Linked DNA regions of Homo sapiens: region 1 is linked to region 2. A link is an interaction called in ENCODE POLR2A ChIA-PET data of the cell type or tissue named here. Cell type or tissue: MCF 10A. All regions are shown on one strand. Links, peaks and the distances in the headings refer to the core of each region. The heading gives the core; the rest is flanking DNA.

Region 1 (8,514 bases), core at 2,076-7,075, 83 kb before region 2:
AAAATGGGGAGTGTGAGTTCACATCTCAAGGTCATGTGAGGCATTCTAGAGCTATGTGCACTCACACATGTGTAACATTCAAGTAACACCAAAGACAAGATTGGGGGAACATCTGGTAAAGCACTTTCAAGCAAAGAACATACCAGGCAGCACTCAGAGAAGGATTTTTTAGGAAGTCGTGCAGGAGGAGGTGGACCCTGGTCCCACTCCCAGAATGCCATGGAGTTCTGACAGACCAAAAGTTCCCCGGAAGGCTAAGAGGATGGAGAAATGCCAATGACAGGAAAGCAAAAAAGAAAAGGATAGGGAGAAAGAGACAAGCAGAACAAGCATGCATATGATAAAATCACAGCAAAAGAGAGGGAAGGGAAGAAAATACAGTAGCCGGAAAAAAAAAAGCACTACACAGGTGATGCCTCAGTTCTTAATAAAATGTTTAAAATCATATATGTATGAACACAACAAAAACAAGAGATGTTTGGGATGATGTTTTCTGCTTTATTTTTACAAATTTGATACTAGAAAACAGTTAACAAGTCTTCTGATTGCATTTCTCTTTTGATCATAAGAAACGAAACAATCAGGCTGGGCATGGCAGCTCACACCTGTAATCCCAATACTTTGGGAGGCTGAGGCAGGAGCACTGCTTGAGCCCAGGAGTTCAAGACCTGGGCAACATAGCAAGACACTATATATATATGCAGATTTCACACAGAAAAAAATCAAAACTTACTTGTTGTATAATTATGGTCTTATTTTCAAAGAGTACAAATAAAAGTGTAAGGATCTTAATTTAAAAATAGTTTTAAAACACTTTCAAAAATATAAAGTAGATTTAGAGATTCAAGAAAAAAAACTGGTGCCAGCAAGCCAAGAACAAAGCATAGGCAAGTACATCACACTACTCCTTATAATTATGCTTGAAACTTAGAAATGTCTAGGCTTCTCATGCAGACAATTTTTCTCCTATAGGAGACATAGTAACTAAAAATTTATCCTCAACTTGATCTTTACTTGATGTAATACACAGAAAGACTTGTTTTAGAGCCTTATTATAGATGTCTTGAAATTACAAAAATGGAAAAAAGGGTGTTTTCTGCTATATGTCCGTACAAAAGGATTAATATTTTAAACTATAACTAAACAGTTTTTTTTTTAAAGAACATTAAGAATCTACACAATGACATCTGCTGGAAGGAATAAGCCTAGTTCATGGCGCTTGCTGTGAGGCACCCCAGGAAGGTAGACCACATACCTCCCTCAAGTCGTTGTCCAGCCCAACATGCTCAGAATGCTGGCGAAGGCGTTCTTTCCTGCGCTGTGCAGTGGCACTCCGACTTACCCAGCGACTGAAACAATCAAATTATTTAAAAATGTGTTCCTTATCTTTAAAATAGAAAGCATTAACCATTCAACACAAAAGACTGACACACACATTTTAAAATCAATTATTTAAAAAATATATAGCAGCTTTGTTAAAATATAATTAAAATACCATACTATGCACCCATTTAAAACATACAACCAAACGGTTTTTAGTATCTTTCCAGATATGTGCTGTCATCACCACAATCAGAATTTTTAAAAACTGAGGTCAAAAAGGCACAGTATCAATACACTTTAGATACTTACATACATAACAATAAGTCAAATCTTAACCGAGTTAGTCCTTGATTATATTGACATATAATAGTAATGCCTTGACTTGCTCAAAGTAAATATTATGAATATTTTTTAATACAAAGAATATTCTCAAAACCCATAATTTAGAATTACTTAATTCTAGCGTCCTAAAAGAATAGAAATGTATGAAGCTTCCAACCTTTTAAGGAAAGATTTCTATCCAACTTGACTAGTTGCAATGGCTTACACCTGTAATCCTAGCACTTTGGCCGGATCACTTGAGGCCAGTAGTTCGAGACCAGCCTAGGCAACATAGTGAGACTGTCTCTACAAAAAATTTAAAAAATTAGCCTCCTTAGCTACTTGGGAGGCTGAAGTGGGAAGATAATTTGAGCCCAGGAGTTTGGGGCCGCAGTGTGCCACGACTGCACTCCTGCATTCCAGCCTGGATGACAGTGATATCCCATCTCAAGATAAATAGAAAGATTCAAACTCATAAGAGTGAGTCCTCATCTGTAAAGTCTAAGGGTTGTACTCAAAGACCACTGTGATTCCTTTTTGCTCTAAAATTTCATGACTGTGTTTCTGAAGTGATAGCTTGTGTTTATCAGTTTTAGAAAATATTTATAATATAAACTCAGTATCAAAATATGCAGGACAAATGAGTTTAAAATAAAACCTGAGCTCTTTTCCAAGGCCTATAAAACTCTTAAATATAAAGACCTCTGCTTCATTCTCTCTGATCTTATATCACTTCTCCCCTAATTACTATGTTCCAGTATAGTAACCTCCATTCTGTTTCTAAATGATTGATAAAATCAGTGCTAGTTCTATAATAATCTTCTCTGCTACTAAACTGCTGGTATCGAAACTGCCTTTCAGATGAGATCAGGTGCGTTCAAGGTGGTATGGCCGAAGATGTAAGTTGCCTTCCAGCTCAAATACCTTTGTTTTTGGTTAATAATGATTCAACTCATGTGCCCTAGACCCAGACCTGCCCTGGATGATATGAGGGGCTTAAAAATATATAATGTTTCCCTTATTCAAAGGTCCTTTTGTCGCCAGCCTAGCTACCTACAGGCTCCAGCTTAGTGTGTAAGACTCAACCATCCAGCGATTATCCTTAATCACTCCTTTCTATCATCTTCATTCAGTGAAGAATTTGGAACCTGGCTCAGTTTTCTTTTCTTCCCTGCTATGGGAAGTACAAAGACTATATAGATAACTTTGTCTTAAAATTCTGGGGTCGTCTAACATGCAACTTCACCTCCACTCAGCTTTAGACGCAACCAGGACATCACACTAAATCAAATGGTCATCCAGAACTCCTCTCCAAATCCAATGGTCATCCAGAACTCCTCTACCTCAGAAATCCTGAACTCCACCATCTTAGCCACTGACCCCCATCTCCCATTACATTAGCTCTTCCATGCCTTGACTCTCACTTAAGACCCCTGGTGCTTTCTCGTCTTTCTGTTATGAACATAAATTCTGCGGAAAGCCACCTAAACTACTCCCATTCTAGCACTCTCTCCTCTGTAATAATCCTCTACTTCCCTCCTTACCTGCCCACCAGAGCCCCAAACCCCGGATGAAGACTATCCCCTCACTTCCCTATTCCCGTACCCACACAGACTAGTTCCCAATTTCTCTCACGACTACCCATGAATCACTTCACCTGCCTTTTATCAACTCTTCCCCATTCTCCTCAAAGACTACTGCAAACTCTTCACCCTCAGGTACCCTTGCCTCCTTCTTCCTGCCCTCTACTTAGACAATACACACACATAAACATCCTCATCTTTCTTCTAATCTCAAAGTATAAAATACATTAGCCAAGGCTCAAAACTGTGTCTTCCACTTGCATCCTTGACCAATTCTCCCGTCTTTTCAACCCGCTCCATTAGTCACCTCCTTTGCTGTATCGCCAATCTTTTTCTCAGTGGAATCTCTTCAGCTGACAAGCATGTTGGTCTCCCTCGTGGCCCTCTGTAGTCATGTTAACATCTGTTTCTTCACACCTCTGATGTAAAAATTCTTAAAATATTTAGATGTAAGACTTCTACTTATTTACGTTTGGATCTTCAGTTCATTTCAAATCATCTACTTCCCTTGAAAACGCTTTTTAAATTTTGTTTTAGTTTGTTTGTTTGTTTGAGACGGAGTCTTGTTCTGTCGCCCAGGCTGGAGTACAGTGGCAAGACCTCGGCTCACTGCAACCTCCACCTCCTGGGTTCAAGTGATTCTCCTGCCTCAGTCTCCCGAATAGCTGGGATCACAGGTGCACACCACCACACCCGGCTAATTTTTGTATTTTTAGTAGAGATGGGGTTTCACCATGTTGGCCAGGCTGGTCTCGAACTCCTGACCTTCATGTGATCCGCCCACCTCGGCCTCCCAAGTAGGTGGGATTACAGGTGCAAGCCACCAATGCTCAGCTAATTTTTGTATTTTTTGTAGAGACAGGGTTTTACCATGTTGCCTAGATCAGTCTTGAACTCCTGAGCTTAATGCGATCTGCCTGTCTCAGCCTCCCAAAGTGCCGGGATTACAGGTGTGTCTGTTCCCAGCTGCCTAAAGCCCCCCCACTTTTTTTTTTTGAGACGGAGTCTCAGGCTACCACCCAGGCTGGAGTGCAGTGGCGTGATCTCACTGCAACCTCCGTCTCCCGGGTTCAAGTGATTCTCCTGCCTCAGCCTCCCAAGTAGCTGGGACTACAGGTATGTGCCACCAAACCCAGCTAATTTTAGTATTGTTTAGTAGAGACAGGGTTTCATTATGTTGGCCAGGCTGGTCTCGAACTCCTGACCTCAAGTGATCTGCCCGCCTCGGCCTCCCAAAGTGCTGGGATTACAGGCATGAGCTACCGTGCCCAATCCTAAAAATCCTCTTGATGAAGCCACTGAAACCCCTAACTGCCAAATCCAATGGCTATTATTTGATCCTTAGCTTACTCAAAACCTCTTCTACATTTAGTACTGCTGATCGCTCTTTCTACTTTTAAGCTCCTGCAATTTTCTTTTTTTTTGGAGATAGAGTTTTGCTCTTGTCACCCAGGCTGGAGTGCAATGCCGCAATCTCAGCTCACGGCAACCTCTGCCTCCCAGGTTCAAGCAATTCTCCTGCCTCAGCCTTCCAAGCAGCTGGGATTACAGGCATGTGCCAACATGCCCAGCTAAGTTTTGTATTTTTAGTGGAGACGGGGTTTCACCATGTTGGCCAGGCTGGTCTGGAACTCCTGAGCTCAGGTGATCCGCCCGCCTCAGCCTCCCAAAGTGCTGGGATTACAGACGTGAGTCACTGCGCCCGACCCAGCTCCTGCAATTTTCAACCTCAGTGTTTCCAATGAAATAAGTTCTGTCACCTCTGAGCCTTTGTCCATGAAGTTTTCTCCCAACTTTCATTCACCTTTCAGATAGATTAGAGGCCACTGCTTCCAGAAAGTGTTCTATGACTCTTTCAAATCTAAGTTAGCTACCCATCCTGTACGCCTCAATTATAGTATCTATCACAGAGTATTATAGTTACTTATCTCCATTTTCTATAAAATCTCCTCTAGAAGGGCCAGTATCTTGTCTGTCAGCCATCTTACTGGCAAAGTCTACTATAGCACCTGCCCCCCCCTTTTTTTTTTTTTTGAGACGGAGTCTCACTCTGTCGTCCAGGCTGGAATGCAGTGGCACAATCTTGGCTCACTGCAAGCTCTGCCTCCCGGGTTCATGCCATTCTCCTGCCTCAGCCTCCCGAGTAGCTGGGACTACAGGCACCCGCCAGGCTAATTTTTTGTATTTTTAGTAGAGACGGGGTTTCACTGTGTTAGCCAGGATGGTCTCGATCTCCTGACCTCGTGATCCTCTGGCCTCGGCCTCCCAAAGTGCTGGGATTACAGGCGTGAACCACCATGCCTGGCCATCATCTGCCCCTTGTATAAATACAATTAAGTAAACAGAGATGCAGTCTAACATGTAGGTTTACAGATGTTCATCACAGCATATAGATATGTAATAACAAACTGTATTTCCTTTATTCCAAGACTCACATTTTGGCTTTTAAATGTTCCTGAAATTAGGATGCATCTTTCAGTCCATATGCATGTTTAATATATACTTTTTCCTAAAAGCCTTTGAGTTAATTGCAGATCGTACAACCAACAGTAGAATCAAGAAAATATACTCAAAACAACCGAAATGTTCAACAGTAGAGGGTAGTATACAATGAAATCTCATGCAGTCATTAAAAAATTCAAATTTCTAATAATATGAGAATGCTAATGATACAGTAATAAAAAAGGTATAACATTCTATAAACATTTTAATTTTGTTTCAAAAACAAGATGTGTGCACTCCCGTTCTCCTGCTCCCCCAACCTTGCTATGTAAGAGCATAATATCACATTTTAACATTCCATGGTGATGCGATTCTGAGTGGTTAAAAATTAACCCCATCACTTTCTAGTATTCCAGATTTTTTCTTTTTTTGAGACGAAGTCTCACTCTGTCACCCAAGCTGGAGTGCAGTGGCTTGATCTCAGCTCACTGCAACCTCTGCCGCTCAAGTGATTCTCCTGCCTCAGCCTCCCGAGTATCTGGAATTACAGGCTCCAGCCACCGTGCCCGGCTAATTTTTGTATTTTAGTAGAGATGGGGTTCCACCATCTCGGCCAGGCTGGCCTTGAACTCCTGACCTTGTTATCCACCTGTCTTGGCCTCCCAAACTGCTGGGATTACAGGCATGAGGCACTGCGCCTGGCCAATATTCCAGATTTTTAAAGAGCAAATATTGTATCCATCTATTTTTTAAAATTTTCTCAGCTCTTACCTATCATCCTCATGAAATGTATTCATTATCCTAAGAATACTTACTCTTTTTACAATGGTATCAAGGAAGGTAGCCCCTCTCAAAATAGTTTCTTAAGAAGAGGAGTAGGTTTATGGTTTATATAAGGGAAAAATGTGCAAAGATCTAGTTACAGATCTTTGAAGTGGAATCCCTGGAAATGTCTCCAAAGCAAAAGAGCAATGTAAGACTGTAAAAAGGATACAAAAAGAATCGGGGGTGATTGAAAATTATGAACCACAAAAAACACATTAAGATTCTGAAACAGAATATAAACACAACCTGAAGATCTTTAAAGGGGAAGAATAGAATATAAATAACAAACAAAATGTACAAAGACCTGGGTGTAGATCTTTGATATGGAGGCCTTGAAAACAGCCCTGTAGCAAAAAAGGTCAGTATAACACAAAGTTTGCTCAGGGATTTTAAAAATTAGGGTTAATGGGCAAGGTAGTCCAAATAAATAGTAAAAATATGAAACAGAATATAAATACTAGCTAACGGACTTATATAATAAACGAAAAGGAAGGCACAAAAATATAAATGGCATAAAACTGTGTCTTTGGCAGGCAGAAAAGGATAAAGATTAACTTAAATATAACTAGCTCTTACTATACACTCTGTGGAACAAAATGGCCTACTTAATTTTATTTTCAAAACAGGGAAATGAGCACTGCGCTTAAGCAAACTGCTATGAAGTCCACACATTCCTGGTCTTGTTAAGTAATTAATTTATTCTTTGCATTATTAAACTTTATTTACTAAGCATAATTTTACCAATGATAATCACAATTGCTGAAATACTAAAGACTGCTTATTTTGTTCTGTCTTGTAAACAGCATATGAAGTTCTCTCAACAGTTGATCCACAGGCATGGTTATAAATCCATTTACCCTGCAATTGTTCTGAGATCTTTTCTCTTGACTATATCTACCTGAAAACGTAATGACTGAGGCTTCGTGTGGAAATGGGAAACCATAAGATTATATATAAGGCAAAAGCAAGAAAATAAGGCTATAAGATTTCAAAATTAAACTCCTCCCTCCTAAGCACTCTCTACTTTTCTTTCCTACTTTGTTTTTCTTCATAACTCTTATCATCTGACATGTTACTTGACATATTAGGTTCCTTTTTTTTTTGTTTACTTGCACTTGGAAGCAGAGATTTTTGTTGTTTTGTTCATTAATAAACTCGTGGTGACTAGGACAGTCCTCACATATAGTAAGAGTTCCATAAATATTTGCCAAATGAATGAATGAACAATCTAATGCCATCAAAAGGAAAAAAAAGCACCGGGTGCAGTGGCTCACGCCTGTAATCCCAGCACTTTGGGAGGCCGAGGTGGGCGGATAACCTGAGGTCAGGATTTCTAGACCAGCCTAACCAACATAGTAAAACCCTGTCTCTAATAAAAAAATAAAATTAGCCTGGCGTAGTGGCGCATGCCTGTAATCCCAGCTACTCAGGGAGGCTGAGGCAGGAGAATCGCTTGAACCTGGGAGGTGGAGGTTGCGGTGAGCTGAGATCGTACCATTGCACTCTGGCCTGGGCAACAGAGGGAGACTCCGTCTCAAAAAAAAAAAAAAAAAAAAAAAAAAAAGGAAACAAAAACTGTTAAACTAATAGTCTATCCAGATCAAAGTGATTCGAACAATTAGGATACTTCACAAATAAAAGAAAAAATTAATAAACTGATGGCTAATCTGTTCTTATGGAAAATTCTCTTAATTATCATCCACTTCTGAAAAATAGAATATTGTATCTAGTACCATTATCTGGAAAGTTTGAACCCTCACAACCATCAGTATCTATTAGCACATTTTTTTTCTTTTTTTAAAATAAAGATGAGGTCTCATTATGTTGCCTATGCTGGAGGTTATTCACAGACACAATCATTGCACGTCGTGGCTTCCAACTCCTGGCCTCAAGGAATACTTCCTCCTCAGCCTCCCAGTAGGTAGTACTGGGGAGTGCCACCAGGCCTCGCATCTTAGCACATTTTTTAAGTTCAGTGTGTATAAAAGCAGGGCCACCCCTTCACTGGAGGGTGAAACCC
Region 2 (8,514 bases), core at 2,345-7,344:
GGGCATAGTGGCTCACGCCTGTAATCACAACACTGTGGGAGGCCAAGGTGGGTGGATCACTTGACATTAGGAGTTTGAGACCAGCCTGGCCAACATGGTAAAAACCCATCTCTACTAAAAATACAAAAAATTTGCCAGGTGTGGTGGCGCGTGCCTGTAATCCCAGCTACTCGGGAGGCTAGGGCAGGAGAATCACTTGAATCTGATTCAGGGAGGCAGAGGTTGCAGTGAGCTGAGACTGCACCACTGCACTCCATCTGGGTGACAAAGTGAGACTCCGTCTCAAAAAAAAAAAAAAATTAAGATTTGTGACACTGGGTGCAGTGGCTCACGCCTGTAATCCCAACACTTTGGGAGGCTGAAGCAGGAGAATCACTTTGGACCAGCCTGGGCAACATATCAAGACCTTTTTCTCTACAAAAAAAAAAATTTTTTTTTAATTAGGCATGGTGGTGCACACCTGCAGTCCTAGCTACTCAAGGGACTGAAGTGAAAGGATTACTTGAGCACAGAAGTTCAAGGCTGCAGTCAGCTCTGATAGTGCCACTGTACTGCAGCCTGGGCAACAGAGTGAGACCCTGTCTCTAAAAAGAAAACAGAACGTAAGACTTGCGATTATAAGCCGAGTGTGGTGGTGCATGTCTGCAGTCCGAGCTATTTGGGATGCTGAGGTGGAAGGATCACATGAGCCCATAAGTTCAAGGCTGCAGGGAGCTATGATTGTGCCACTGCACTTCAGCTTGGGTGACAGAGTGAGACCCCATCTCTAAATACATACACATACATTTTTTAAAATTGCGATTATAATTATACTGAAATTATGTTTAAATTATCATTATTATTATTATTGTAACAGTATTGGATTCTTTCACAGTATGATATAGAAATAGATGAGAAATAACCAGGGAAACTACATTATTAATTTTGTACTTCTGTAAGACCATTCCACATACTTATAGTTTTGCAGATATACTTACATGGTGGGTAAATTTTATTGCCATAAATGTTTATTAAGTTGTACTTCTGTGAGAGACTACAGTATGTCAATTCCTTTCAGGATGAGTTCTAAACAACTTCCCATTTTGTATGAAGGAATGAACAAAAAAAGGAATGAACTTGAACTCTGTTCAATTATATACAATTAATCAGTAGAAAAACTGTTACATAGATATGCTTTTTACACTAAGATTAAACTCATCTATTCACTAGTAACACAATATTACTGGTATAAATAGACTACTCAAAATTCTGTACTGCCAACCAACAAATATATTGAGCCTTGCTACAAGCTTAGCCAAGCATATTAGGAATATAGAAAATTTATCAGTAATGGTTCTTCCCTCAGCATTTATAGAAGAAATTCTTGAAAAGGCAAAAATTCAACTGTTAGAGACAATTATAGCACAATGGAGAGGCTTTAGAGCATATCTTAAAATAATTTAAATATATGCATTAAAAGCTACTCTTTCCGAAAAAAGTGATTACACTTATCTTGCACGTAGATGTATGGGTATGAAAACTAGGTTGCCCCTTGTTTATTGGGCTGAACTTGCTCCTTTTGATAATTACTAAAGTATGTCATTTATTTATATTCATTTTCTCTAATGATGTACAGCATATTCTCTGTGTTAGTATATCTCGCACCTAAACAAATTAAGCATGGGTGGGCACGGTGGCTCGCGTCTGTTAGCTCTTTGGGAGGCTAAGGTGGGCAGATCACTTGAGCCCACGAGTTTGAGACCAGCCTGGGCAACATGGCAAAACCTTGTCTCCACAAAAAATATAAAAATTAGACAGCTGTGGTGGTGCACACCTATAGTCCCAGACAGCTACTTGGGAGGTTGAACTGGATCACCTGAGTCTAGGGATGGTGAGGTTGCAGTGAGCTGTGATCACGCCACTCCTCTCTAGCCTGGACAATAAGAGTGAGACCCTGTCTCAAAAAAAAAAAAAAAAAAAAGTTAACCCCAAGCCATGAAGAAACCTTGGCCCATTATCTATTTTTTCCATTTCTTCATCACATTTGAGCTTTCATCATTGATGATAGCAGTCATTTTTCTGTTCTTTGGTTGCAAAACAATATACGATTTATGTGCTCCTTCAAGACTGATATAATATCTGACTGCCATTAACACCTACCTTTTCAAGAGCTGACCATCTGATCTATATATTATTTAAGTTCTTTCCTTTGTTTCTTGGGCTGCTCAACTTTAATGCAATTTATTTTCCTGTCTGTAATTTTAAAAAATTTCAGGCTGGGCCCTGTGGCTCACACCTTCTAATCCCAGCACTTTGGGAGACTGAAGTGGGAGGGCTGCTTGAGTCCAGGATGTTGAGGCTGCAGTGAGCCCTGATCGTGCCACTGCACTCCAGCCTGGGCAACAGAGTGAGACCCTATCTCAAAAAAATTAAAAAGAAGAAATTAGAGCATATAGAGAAGTAAAACAGAAATAATTAACACTGTGTGTAGATACCTTCCCTCCTGAATTCAACAAATGTTAACACTTTGCTATATTCATTTCACAACTTTTTAAAACAGAAATATGAATCTTAAATTCGGCTGGGGAAAAAAAAACAGAAATAAAAACTTTAGATAAATGAAAATTCCCTCAGCTGGAGCTCAGAACATCAGCCTCCATTCTGCACATCCATATCTTTCAGGACTGTTTCCTACATGTATAAACTACCCCACTACAACCCACGGTGATTCCTTTTTTCTCTAAGCCCTACCCACTTGATTATCTAATATAGGCAAATGTTTGTTTTGTTTTGTTTTTCTGTGAGAATGTCCTCTATCCTGCGCTTAAAGCGGACTATGAGTAGTTAGCACCCTGTATCACACCCAGCTCTATGCCCTAATTCTGTATTGGCTGTTTGCTGCCTTTGTCTTGAGACTTAAGGTGAAAACCATCTTAGCTGAGGTGAAGGGCAGTGAAAAGTATAGCACAGTACTGAATGAGAAGTGCATAGAAATATGAACTGATAAAAGAAACAATCTCTCCATAACTACACAAGCTTCAGTTAAATTAACAGCTGTAGCCTTAGTTTTACTAACGATTGTATTTGGACGTTAGTCTGTAAAAGAATTCACCTCCCATAGGAACAATGTTATAAGATGATTAAGTCTCCTCATTTCCCAGCCCTAAACTAGTAGGGGTGCTTTTAATGATCCAAGACTGGGATCTGGGAAGGTCAGGGAGGAGAAAGTGACAGAGATCAAGTTCAGAAGTCCTTGAATCCAGAGTTGATGAAGGGCTGGGAAGTGAAGCACAGGGGTTCTGGGAGTCTAAGAAGTCAAATGACACTTTGGGGATCATCAAACACTATGAAGTTTATCCTTTACTGTGCCTTTCTGCCTCACACTAACCCTTCCTATAACTTGTTACCTGCAGCTATGTACTCTTGCCTTTGCAGGTGGATGAGAAAGTGGGGGCTCCTTCCCTCAACTCAGCCTTGCATTGCTGGAATAAAAAGCCTGAGTTCCCAAAGGTAGATCTGCGGGCAGTCTCTGCAATGGGAGCAGTGCAAAGTGGAGAGGCAGGGAAAGAGCTTTATAAACTGAAGCTCTGGAAGTCAGAAACCTCTCACATTCAGCTTCTCTGATTACACAGCTCATCTTTCCTCCTCAACCAGACTGGATGTCCCACTATCAGAGACTATGAACACATAAAACTTGATTCAAATATTTTAGGAAATAACACTACACAAACAAATAATTCAAAAAATGTTAGACTTGAATTATCTTTAAGAGCCTGAGCAGTCCCTCTCCCTCTCTCATTGTTTACATTAGGAGAACACAGATGCTCAGCTAACATGGTTTGCCTAAGGTGAGAATTAAAGACAGAGCTGAGGCTTGAATTAAGAGTCTCCAGAAACCCAGTCTCAAAGACAGTGTCTTCCTCTATTAAATGTCCACCTCTGTACCCTTGTGCCAGGACCAGGGCTAAGCATGTAAGCATGAGGCACATACTCAATAAAAATGGGCCAACAGACTTTTCTACATGTAATCTGTGAGCTTTGAGGCACTATTCAAATATACCTTTTTTTTTTTTTACTAAGATAGTTAGCAAGCAAATATCTTCAAGCAGCTTTTAATCAAGCTTTTAGTACTGTATATTACCTTCCCTTCTCAAACTAACTTAAAATCACCTTAATTCCACACTCACTGCATCATACTCAAAAGCATAGCTAATTTTCTGGGTTTTTTAAATCTTTTTTTTTTGCCTCATGCTGTGCTAATTTAACCTCATCTTGGTAAACAAGAAAATGGTCCTAGTTTGACAGACTCTAGCTGCAGCAACTGCAGCTGGCCTATATGCAAACCAATTTTGTTCATTCTTTATCCTGGCAGGGAGCCCTGCCCTAGAATTGTTTTAGGGCTAATCAGCATTAAACCTGCGTCAGAAATGTTGCTGAAAGCAGCCCTAGAGCAAGACCACAGCAACAAAGCTCTTCAGGAAAGGGATGACAAATGCAGCAGCTATGTAAAAATCTATGGGAAGACTTTTGTTCATGAGAGTAAAAGTGGGGCCTAGCTTCTTTTCTGTGCTTTGGCACTTATCCTGTGGAAATGACTTCGAAAGGAGATACGGAAGACAAACGATGCACCAAATTTGCTCTATTTCTTTCTTTCTGGGTGCTTGGTGATTAGCCAAAAAATGTTACTAACTTCAGATGGTAGCAAATGGTAAAGAAATTAGATTTGCATCCTTTGCTACTCTCTGAACTTGAAAACACTGCATGACTTGTCTTTTTGAAAACACTGCATGACTTGTGAGTTAGCATGATTTTCTATAGGATGAACCTGAGGTACAAGAAACAGATGTGCATAATGACACCTTGAGTAGATATAAACAACTCTGTCTAAAAACTTTGTTAATGGATAAATTCCTTAACAACAAATGATTAAATATTGGAGTGGTTTTCTTTCTACTCATCTGCTGGATTCAGTCTGTACCTTTCAGTGTATCACATTCATTTTACATTAGAATTTGAATGTATTAGCAATCTAATACATTGTTAGTAACTTTCACAAGTACTCACAAAAGAAGGCCATTAGGCTTCCCTAAATGCCACCAGATCTGTGGGGCTCACACAGAAGTCAAAAAAGGACAGTCCATTTTTGTCTGATCACTGTAGTTCTTGAACATATGGTTGCTTTCTGTGTCTGCTCACTTAATTCTCATTAAATGACTAGTAAATCAGTAACTGCAACAGATAAGCATGCTTCAGAATTTTTTTATAACAGCTTTATTGAGCTATATTGCACATACCCTTACACTCACCCTTTTAAAGTATACAATTCAGTGATTTTAGTATATTTATAGAGTTGTGTGAGCATCACTACTATCTAATTTTAGAACATTTTCATCACCCCAAAAAGAAACCCTGCACCTCACCTTAGCAGAGAGACTTTTTGATATGGTAGCCATCCCTGTTTGCTAGGTGTGTTTGCTACCTGTTCAGGCATTTCTTGGCCTGTGTCAACTGGAACATGGCAAAAAAATTTTATAGTGTTTAGGCAATAAATGAAAACCCTCATAAAATGTGTTTCAAATAAGCTTTTTCTCTAGTCCAATCCTATCCATGTACCAGCTTGGAGACTTTCATTCTAAGAAATAATTTATTTGCAGAAGAGTTAATAAACACTATCCAACTTACAGATATCAAAATGAATTGTGATAACATCTACAAAAATCAGTTTCCTGCAGATATTCTGCGTTGAAGTTCTTACTAATCAACTATAGGGTGCTATAGAACTTTTTAACCTTGTTTCCAAAATATGGGAAGACAATTTTGCATTATTGCAGTTTCCAGGCACTTATAATGAATTAAAATGAAACAGCTGTTAATCATATGCAGCAAATCTCTAGCTAGTATAGAAGTTAGGCACACCTAGCATAGAAACTAGGCAGATAATGGAACTGAAATAAACTTAGTAAGCAAAGAAAGTTAATAGAAAGATAATGTGAACCATATATATAATTTAAATTTTTCTAGTAGCTACTTTTTTTTCTTTTTGAGAAAGAGTCTCACTCTGTCATCCAGGCTGGAGTACAGTGGTGTGATCTCAGCTCACTGCAACCTCCACCTCCTGGGTTCAAGCGATTCTCCTGCCTCAGCCTCCCGACTAGCTGGGACTACAGGTGTGTGCCACCATGCCCGGCTAATTTTTGGTATTTTTAATAGAGACAGGGTTTCACTGTGTTAGCCAGGATGGTCTCGATCTCCTGACCTCATGATCCACACACCTCGGCCTCCCAAAGTGCTGGGATTACAGGGGTAGCTACATTTTAAAAATAGTTAACAACAACAACAACAACAACAACAAAAACAGGAAAAATTCATCATGACAATAAATTTTACTTCTTGTATCCAAAATATTGCTCCAACATGTAATAAACATACAAAAATGTTAGTGAGATATTAAATCTTTGAAATCCAGTGAGTATTTTACATCTACAGCTCATTTCATTTTGAACTAGTCAAGTTTCAAATACTCAAGTCACATGTGGCTAAGTGGCTCCCATATCAAGCAGCACAGCCTTAGATCATTAAAGTTGGTCTTTTTTTTTTTTTTAATTTCATCATAAGGGATTGCCTGGCTATAAGGATGCCAAGGGAAATAATGCTAACTGAATAAAATAGGCGTCAAAAACAATAGAAAAGGTTATATCAATGTTATATATAGTAAGTTCAGAGATAAGGCATTAGAATTCCACTGTACATTCTGTGGGGTGTGCAGATATCAGACATTCACTTTAGTACAAAAAAACTTTTTTTTTTTTTTAATATTTAGAGACAGCGTCTCACTATGCTGCTCTGGCTGCACTCGAACTCCCGGGTTCAAGTGATCCACCTGCCTCAGCCTCCAGAGCAGCTTGGGAATACAGGCACACACCACTGCACCTGGCTATTCTACCAATACTTATTTTTGTAGACTGAACTGTACAGGGTTAAGTAAAATTATAATGAGAAAATTGCTGATTGTATTTCAATTAAATTTAAGAAACAGTTTCATTTTTGTTAGTCTGTCCTATACAAGATGCCTACATAAAACAGAAATGTGTGTGGGTTTTTTTAGTGGCTTTTCTACTCCTGTATATCTAGCGTCAACAAAGACCACCACCATCCATCCAAACCATTAAACCAAGGAATGATTCTTGCTTCCTCTTGCTTCCCCTAGCCATTTAAGTAACTGCCTGTAATGCTAAGTTCCGTTCCATCCCCATGCCTTAGTTTAGGTACACTTCATCTCTTGTCCAGACTACTTCAGTAGCCTCCTACCTGGCCTCCCTATCAACCAGACTCCATACTATTGCCAAAATCATCTTCTTAATATGCTAATCTGATCATTATAATCCCCTGCATAAAATCTTTCAGTGGCTCTTTATGACTGGATAAAAATTCCTTAGCTTGTAATACAAATTTATATTTGGCCCTTGGCTACCCTCTTCAATTCTATTTACTACCCTTCCTCTTCTCTCTCATGTTAGCTATAGTAAATTTGCTGTCATATCCTCACCCCTTTCTGCTTTTACAAATGTTTTCCCTCAGTTTAAGACATCCCCCACTCAATCCTTGCCCACTTAGCAAACATCTGCTCATGGTGCAGAGTTACATTCTCAGTGAAAATTTCCCCATCTCCCACTAGGGAGAGTTAGATAAACACCTCTAAACGCTGATTTACAGCATCTATCACATTGTGCAGTAGAAAAGGCTAAGCTGAGAGTCAATAACCTTTGGAAACTTCTTAGGAAAGCATGGCCATATCAGGAACTAAAATTTGCTGTACTCTGCAGTCCTAAATTCATGTACCTCCCTTTGAAAGCTGGGCTGATCCCAATTTCCTAGGTGAGGTAAATATCAAAGAGGTTCTAACTAGTTCAAAATTTTAAAACTATTAAAATTGCTATTATTATTTTGAGACAAGGTCTGGCTCTATTACCCTGGCTGAAGAGCAGTGGCACGATCTAGCTCACTGCAACCTCTGCCTCCTGGGCTCAAGCCATCCTCCCCAGTTCAGGCTCCCAAGTAGTTGGGACTACAGGCACACACCATCATGCCCGGCTAATTTTGTATTTTTTGTCGAGATGAGGTTTCACCACGTTACCCCGGCTGGTCTCGTTACTTGTGAGCTCAAGCGACACACCTGCCCTGGCCTCACCCTGGGACTACAGGTGAGCGACTGCACACGGCCTTTTTTAACCTTTAACTCTCCAATAACTTACTGCATTTGTTCAGTTCTTACCTGATCCCAGTAAAGTATCCATGACAAAAACATCTAAATACCTTTCCTTTTTTAGGCAGGAGGGAGTGGGGCTTATATGCAGGCTTTGACTTCCAGTTTTATTGAGGGTGGCTTCATCCCTTAGAACAACTTTTGTGTTGTTTTCAGACCTAGAGTGGGGCTGTGAAACTCCCAAGTCTTGGGTTATAGGGGACCAATATGGGAGATTCCCTGAGGATGTTAGCATTCCCAGAATAGGAGGGAAGGTGAGATAAATGTGCCTT

Evidence for each region. ChIA-PET counts read pairs that join two places held together with the same protein. Peaks named below come from ENCODE experiments on the same cell type or tissue, not always from the same donor. Only the 100,000 strongest peaks of a DNase experiment are listed, where the experiment ranks them.
Region 1: POLR2A ChIA-PET joins it to region 2 with 6 read pairs; 5 of 35 experiments call an interaction of 5 or more read pairs at or near these places.

The regions. Positions count from the first base shown.
Region 1 is chr12:31,431,900-31,440,413 of GRCh38, forward strand. DENND5B (DENN domain containing 5B) reads right to left here. Exons shown (of 21, transcript NM_144973.4): 8 at 1,256-1,349. Among named protein-coding and RNA genes, the nearest start is that of LINC02387, 67 kb to the left of the region's middle. In MCF 10A, for the core only: no CTCF peak of the experiment used is centred there; no DNase peak of the experiment used is centred there.
Region 2 is chr12:31,514,538-31,523,051 of GRCh38, forward strand. All of the region lies in intron 1 of DENND5B (DENN domain containing 5B), which reads right to left. Among named protein-coding and RNA genes, the nearest start is that of DENND5B-AS1, 71 kb to the right of the region's middle. RefSeq lists enhancers at 3,943-4,480, 4,481-5,017 and a silencer at 4,218-4,512. In MCF 10A, for the core only: no CTCF peak of the experiment used is centred there; a DNase peak (open chromatin) is centred at 4,414.